Regions from separate parts of the Homo sapiens genome. Here region 1 is linked to region 2. Evidence: chromatin contacts called from ENCODE Hi-C data. All regions are on one chromosome and are shown on one strand. The core of a region is the stretch at or near the end of the contact, and the rest is flanking DNA. Distances in the headings are between cores, read along the strand shown. Region 1 overlaps TNIK (TRAF2 and NCK interacting kinase). Region 2 holds the start of SERPINI1 (serpin family I member 1).

Region 1 (3,529 bases), core at 511-3,010, 3.5 Mb after region 2:
ATTTCAAAACTGGTGAAAAACAAAACTGGAAGAAAGCCACTCTTAAAGTGTTTAATTTCTTTGCATTTGCAATTCAAGCAGATGCTACCAACAAAATACATATGCAAGAATGGTTAAAGGTTGCAAGGGAATGGTAATTAAAATTATCTTTGTAAGGTGATTCATTTTGTGAAAGCTACCAGGGATGTGATAAGCCAATATTAATGTAATTAATCAAGGTTACTGGGGAAACAGAGGGAAAGTGGAATCTTAAAAAGAGACTGGACAGTGGTTGAGTCCTAAGGAGGGTTGATCTGAGTCACTAGTGATTGCTTTAAATAAGCATTATTTTTTTTTCCTTTTTAAAATCATGAGAAGGGAAAGAATTATCAAATAAGAATCTGCAGTTGGCTGTTCAGTTATCCCATGGCTCCTGGGGTCCCCAGACATAGCCGGCCAGGCTGTCATGGCACCTCCAATTCAGATACATGACATGGCCCAGCATACTTCCAAATGCAATCTAGAATCAAAAGGTGGCAGATGTAAATGCGGCACGGGCCCAGGAAGCTGTCAGGGTTGAGAGAGGAAAAAAAGGAGGGAAAGAAGAAAAGATGGGGGGAAGATAGGAGGAAAGAGAAGAGAAAAAGGAAGAAAATAGCAGGAAAGGAAAAGTTTCTCTTCCACAGTTGAGATCATTGTTGACAAAGGACTGTGGACTTGAGTTTTAGAAAATGAAACAAAAGTATTGTAAGCTGCTAACATTTCCAGGAATTAAATTGTCATTCACCACCCTTCCCAGGAGGTAACTGCTAAGGAGATAAAGGATTCCAATATTATTTTAAATAAAAAAAGCCTACATTAGGGTCTAATACATAAGAGTGGGAAAACAAAGCAAACACCTTCTGGAGGAATCTTTCCCTCTCAGTTTCCTTTCATCTTTTCTCAAAGTAGAGAGGAATGACTCTTCCTTAGGTTGCCCCCAACCCAGGCTGTCACCTGGGCACACAGAGAATGACTGGGCTCCTCTTTATGCATTTGAAACGCCTACTTAGGGTCTTCAGACCTCATTATGTCACTCTGCTCCACTGCACGTCTGTGAGATTTGCCAAGTTATCTCATTCAACAGAGTTGTGAAATCTGCATGCTTCCATGGGAAAACCTGAGCCTTTGCAGGAATAGAGTACATTTTATACAAAAGGAACCAAGCAGAAATTTGGTAAAACAATCTGAAAAAATTATAGAGTGCCTTGAAAACACTTCCTTCCTCTGGCCTTTCTTGAGAAACCAGAAGTCAGTGTCTTCCAAGTTTAAAAAATCAGTCCAGCTTAAGTTAAACCGGCTTCCTTCTGTTCTCCAAAGCAGATGATTATCATATTTGACTATTTTCACTCAGAGTCTGTTCAGAACAGCCTGGCCAGTGTAAAATCCAAAAACATTTCACTCTCAGATTGCCATGTAAAATGCCTCTCTTATAATGAGAAGCCTAGACAAGGCAAATGGCATTTTCAGCATTATAAATTTTTTCCTCTTGATAAGAAACTGGCACAGATAAATCCATGTTCTATTTCTTAGGATGCATTTAACTTTTTTAAAGGATTCATTTAAAAATTATTATTCAGAATGTAAATTACAGGAGAGTTTTTGATCTAACCATCTTAGGGTTATAGTAGTATTCACTCAATCTGAGTCACGGTAGAAGAACTGGTAAGTACAGAATTGACATCTTGCTAAGAAGAGCCAAGAGGTTCTCAGAAATCCAGCCAAAGCTGCTGGTGTAAGGGCTGCTCTCTTTACCTGGCTTTGTTCAATACAGTACCAAAGAATTCCTGCCTCAGCAGGTTCTGAGAGAAAGTAAAGGGCCAGTCTCTTCCAAAATGAAACAAGATACAGCAAAGGGAATATACTTAATTCAGAAAAGCAGCTTGGCAAGACTGAAAGGAGCCTGAAGTCAAAACTCAGAGACTCCCAGGTCTGATTTATCCTTCTCTCCATTGGCTACATGTTCATAAGCTGAATGTTCCAGTCATGGGAAATGGACGTGAGTTCAAAAATGTGCTAGTGTGACTGTAAAATGCTTTGTCCTCATCTTTCTGATTCCAGAGACTAAATACTTATATGGAAATCAGCCTATTAATAACATCTTATCGTAAGGATAAATTACAGTGCCATCCATGAGCAAAGGACTGGCAATTATCTAGTGACTACAGCCTTTTAGATAGGGCAGGAGAAATAAAGGCAACTTTTTACCTAACTGATATGTGAAAGGAAACAGAGCAAAGTTCTCCACGTTCTCCATGTGTCAGCTTCCTCATCTGTGAAACTCGTTCATTTATTGAACAGGTTTACTGAGCTCCCACCATTTATGCCAGGGTCTGTACTAGGACCTACGGATTCAACAATATTCAAGAAAGACCTCATATCCACTCCCTGCCAATTGCAAGCCTTGCTGATGGCCCCAGAGCCTCAGCCACCCTTTCATTCTTCATCAGAAGAAATTCAGCATGACCCTTCCATTGCACCACATCAAGACTACACTCTGAGGAGTCCTTCTGGAAAACCGTCTCAAAACTTGAGCCTGATTGGGAGTTGATTTGCTCCTCATTTAAAATACAACCCCTCCTCATAGAATATTATGCTTCCCAGTGATACAGTCTCTCATTGACCAAACTTTTAGTCAGGCTCTTCTAAATCCTCTTCCCAACCAGGCCTCGACTTTTGGACTTCCGTGTGTGTCTTTATGTTGCCTAATTTTAGCAAGAGTCCTGACAAGTTGGTTTAGGCAGAATCCCTCACCTTTGCTATGTGATCATCTTCCTCAGCCCCCATCATCCCCCACGTAATATCTGATCATCCTAGCCTGCCTTCAGCCAGAATCCTGTGAGGCCAGTAAACAAGAATTATCCCTACTCCCTTAGTAATTTTCTATCCATTGACCTCCCTACTCTGCTACTTGGCTTTAAATCTCCACCCTGCCACTTGGTGTATTCAGAATTGAACCCTGTTCTATACTAAGGTCTCTTTCCCTATATTGCAAAGGTCCTGAGTAAAATCTCTTTGTACTGCTTTAACTGATGTCCAGCTCTGGTTTTCTTTGATACCAGTCATCCAAACCTGAGCATGAATTACTTCAATCACCCCATGAAATCTAACCTCAAGCAGAGACTAGCTGTAGGAATGGAGTTTTCTTTTGGGAGAAAGACAGAGGGAAAGGTAATCAAAGAAAGAAGGGCTGGGTGGTGTGCTGCAAGGGAAGGCATTGGACAGGCCAGAGGTCCAGGCTCCAGGAAGTAGGAAAGAGAATTGGAAGAGGGACAAAATAGACAATGCCAGTGAAGTTACAGTTGGCAGCTCTGGGAAGTACTTCCATAGCCAAAACAACGGCTGCTACATGGAGTGATGCAAATTCAAAGGCATGGCTCTGTCACAAGAATTTATACTTTCCAGAAGTATATTCACCCACAAGTAGAAAACTTATTTTACCTTCTTTTGCAGAGTAATTCAATTCTCACTTGATATAGCCCACTCAAGTTACCAAAGTTTTCCTATTGAC
Region 2 (3,475 bases), core at 616-3,115:
TTTAATACACCCCTAAAAAAAGGGGAAAAATCTGTAAAAGTTGAAACTGGCCATTTTTATTTTTTCCAAAAGGATCTTTCCTTTATTGAGGAATTTCACTCCGGTTCAAGAAACAACTTTTTATCTCACAATGGCTTCTTAGATATACTATATAAAATACATTTACTTTGTAACTTCCTCCACCCTTTTCAAAAAGCACAACCAACGTCCCTACTCTAAAGCTGGACTCGAACCGAACTAGATTCAGAAAGTCTGTCCCTACGTGTGTGACCTTGGGCACGTCATATAATCCCTCGGTTTCCTCATCAGCATCCCAAAATGAAAGCGCTCTGAAAGCAGTAAAGGAGTAAAAACATACCTTAGGTATGACACCTAAGAGGGTCAAGTCTTTCTGTTTAAGGCAAAATTATCTCCTTAGAGGGCCACATCATTAAACTGGAACTGAATCCGTAGACCCCAACATTTGTCTCTTCCTTCTTCCAGTGCTCCTCTTCCCTCAAAGGGCATAACCCGAGTCACCCCCAAGAGCCGACTCCCAAGCACCCTTTCCTTCCTCCTCCCTTTTCTCTTACTTACAAAGCAGGGGGAAAACAGCAGCCTCACCTCTCGGTCCGAAGCCACACCTTCAAAGGACCCCACCCCAGGCACATCCGCCCTGTCCCCTCTCCCGGGGCACCAGGGGCCAACCTCGCCCTTCCCCTCCCGCCCCCACCTAGAGGAGACTTCCTGGAGGCGTTCGGGCCCAAGCCGGCAGGCGGCATTTACAAACCCGCTTTACGCCACTCGCGTAGGGTAACCTCGCTTACGCCCGTAGGGCCCCGCTCTCAGCCCCGTCCGCTCCGCCTGCCAGAACCAAGCCCAAGTGCCTCAGCCATGGCCCCTGCGTGACCCTAGACCTCTTCTGCTCGGTGCAGAGCTACGGGGACTGGGACAGAACAGCTACACCTTACCAGCAACTGAGGCACTGACTTCACTTCCCACCTTGCAGCCCTCTTCAACTCCCGGATCAATTCACTCCGGCGACGCCGGAAGGACCCAAGAGGAACCAGGCGTTGTCCGGAATCCTGCCCAGCCGGAGTCGTGCAGAGGCTTATGGGGACTCGTAGTCCCGCTCGCCGGCGTTGTCCGCAATTCCTGCAATCGGAAGACTACACTTCCCGGCAGGCCATGCGGGGGATCCTGAGGCGATGGGTGGTGACACTTCTAGCCAATAGTAGGAGAATTCCCTGCCTTTGCGGGAGGAGGTGAGATGAAGAGAGATGGTGCACGGAAAGGAGAGGAAGGGCGGGGCAAGCCCTCACCTGCGCCAATCAGGGTGCGGAGTAGGCCCCGCAGGCGCCTCACCCATTGAGGGGGCGGGCTGACAGAGCAGAGGAAGGAAGGGGGTGAGGGGCCTGTGGTGGGGATCCTGGGGCTGTCGGGCTGAGTATGCCGTGTGGGTGGAGAGGAAGCCTCGGGGAAATCGCCCAGGTGAAGGGAGGGCTTGGTGTGGGGACTTGCACTGGGCAGAGGGGCAGCTTCCCTGAGAGCAGCTAAGCCCCAGGCACACCGGGCATCCGGACACACAGGTCGGGGAAGGATAGGCTGAGCCGGGGCTCCCAGCAGAGACGCCTGGGTGGGGCAGGAGGCCGCTCCAGGTGTGAGCCACAGAGGAGGGGAGAGGGACCCCCACGGGAGTGGAAGTGGCAGAGCAGCTGCAGAAGTGCAGGGAGCGGAAAGGTACCAGGGCAGCTGCTTTCCGCTGCCTCCGGTCCGGGCAGCTGCAGAAACAGCAGGGGGAGGAGCAACAGCTGCCAAATTCGCCAACTAGAGGAGGGAGAGGCGGAGCTTGGGTCCCTGTAGAAGCCAGAGGCGCAGTCTGGACTGTAGTTTCCCGGGAGAGACGAAAGCAGGAACGAGAGCGGAGCGGAGCACAGTCCGCCGAGCACAAGCTCCAGCATCCCGTCAGGGGTTGCAGGTGTGTGGGAGGTAAGCGTGGGTCCTTCTTCGGGGCGTCTGCACTGCCCTGGAGAAAACGTCTTCCAATAGGAATTACATCAAGACACAGCTAAAAGAGTCCGCGTTGGGTTAGGAAACCGGTGCAAAACCTCTCGGGTGAAAGATTTACATTTTTCGACTTTAAGGGCAAAAAAGCAAAAGGAAGCTTGACTCTGGGTATAAAGGGCGTGGTTAGTGTTTTTGGTTTGAGTTGCACCAGTAAAACTGTTCTGGGAGATCTGAAGATTGAGAAAAATCCTGCTAATTGAGGACGAGGTGGATGTTATCTGGTGGATGTTATAGGTGCGTAGCCTATAAAAAGCAAAAATTTTGCTATTGATATAGAATAACTTCTGAACTATTTCACTAGGAAAATAACTTTGCATTCTTCTTCAGTGTCTACCCTTTACGTTGGTTTATCAGATTGTCCTGCTACCGACCTGTTATCCAGGGTGGTTATTTTGCAGTTTCCTAGAATTGCAAGAAATCCGTATTAAAGAAGCAAGTGCAGGCAGGAATAGTCAGGATAGGATGGGCTCTGACTTAATCTATCAAAAGTATAACTTTTGCCAGCAATAATGTAAAAATGAATTTTAATGAATGGATAGTTAGCTTTCTTCCCAGTGGCTCTGGAATATTGGAACAAAGACCTGGATTCAGCCTACAATGGAAACATATGGTGTACCTCACTGCTGCTCGTTAGTTTCTCATTTGTGTCCGATAATATGTGTACATTTTAAAAACGAGTACATGGAAAGCTGTGTGGGAATCTTTTCTCTGGGTAGAGAGTATGTGCTGAAGGACTACCCTTAATATGTGTTATGATAGTGGGTTCAGTTTAAAACACATGTAGTGTCATAAAATAATAGTTTATTCTCGGTATTAAACTATATGTGCATTCAAAGCAACGTTAATTGTAATACCTATGGATGGAAATAAGTTGTAATGCTGGGTAAAGATGAAAGTCTCACCTACCTTTGTGTAATTATGACAAAATTACAGCCTTTTATTTTTAGAGAAGTAGTAAGAAGCTATTTTCCTAGTTCATTTTCATTTTGTTACAGAGGTTCCCAGATTACATGGCTTTTAATCATAGTAGCATATTGCAGCAAATTTTGCTCTGAAATGCTTTCATTGTGACAGTTGCATATTTCAGAGTCTGTCTCAATACTTTATGTTTTTTTTTAATAACCAGGGTCAATAAAATGGAGTAATTGTCTTGTTTTCTCCTATTTCTATGCTTTCCTGAGTTCTCGGGATTTTAAATTTTATTTTTGTAATGCATCCCAAATTTCTTTTTGAAAAGAAATGGCTCAAATGAATTCTCTTCCCAGATTAAAGTTCAGTCCTACTGAGTGCTACTACCGATAAGCCTAAGTGACTTTTCAGTGTGTATACTCTTCCCTCCCACACTCTCACATACCATAGAAATATATAGACAGATAGATCATAGAAAAACAGCTGCTTTTTAATTACCCCTAAGCAAATCAGCTAAGTA

The links. Hi-C counts contacts between places; a loop is a spot of excess contacts on that map. Pooled maps may share reads with other maps.
Region 1: a loop to region 2 is called in a pooled map, with 2.2 times the contacts of the local background. The contact joins the enhancer-like site here to the promoter of SERPINI1 in region 2. A Hi-C loop is called at or near these places in 5 of 50 pooled maps.

The regions. Positions count from the first base shown.
Region 1 is chr3:171,265,524-171,269,052 of GRCh38, forward strand. The region is part of intron 2 of TNIK (TRAF2 and NCK interacting kinase); the gene reads right to left. Among named protein-coding and RNA genes, the nearest start is that of MIR569, 160 kb to the left of the region's middle. RefSeq lists an enhancer at 1,782-1,891. Within about 2 kb of position 1,761, at least 2 of the 41 ENCODE cell types and tissues checked have a DNase peak (open chromatin) inside an H3K27ac peak, as active enhancers do.
Region 2 is chr3:167,733,856-167,737,330 of GRCh38, forward strand. It overlaps SERPINI1 (serpin family I member 1), which reads left to right and starts at 1,866. Exons shown (of 9, transcript NM_001122752.2): 1 at 1,866-1,968. It overlaps PDCD10 (programmed cell death 10), which reads right to left and starts at 1,037. Exons shown (of 9, transcript NM_007217.4): 1 at 807-1,037; 2 at 359-495. RefSeq lists a silencer at 669-798 and an enhancer at 849-1,288.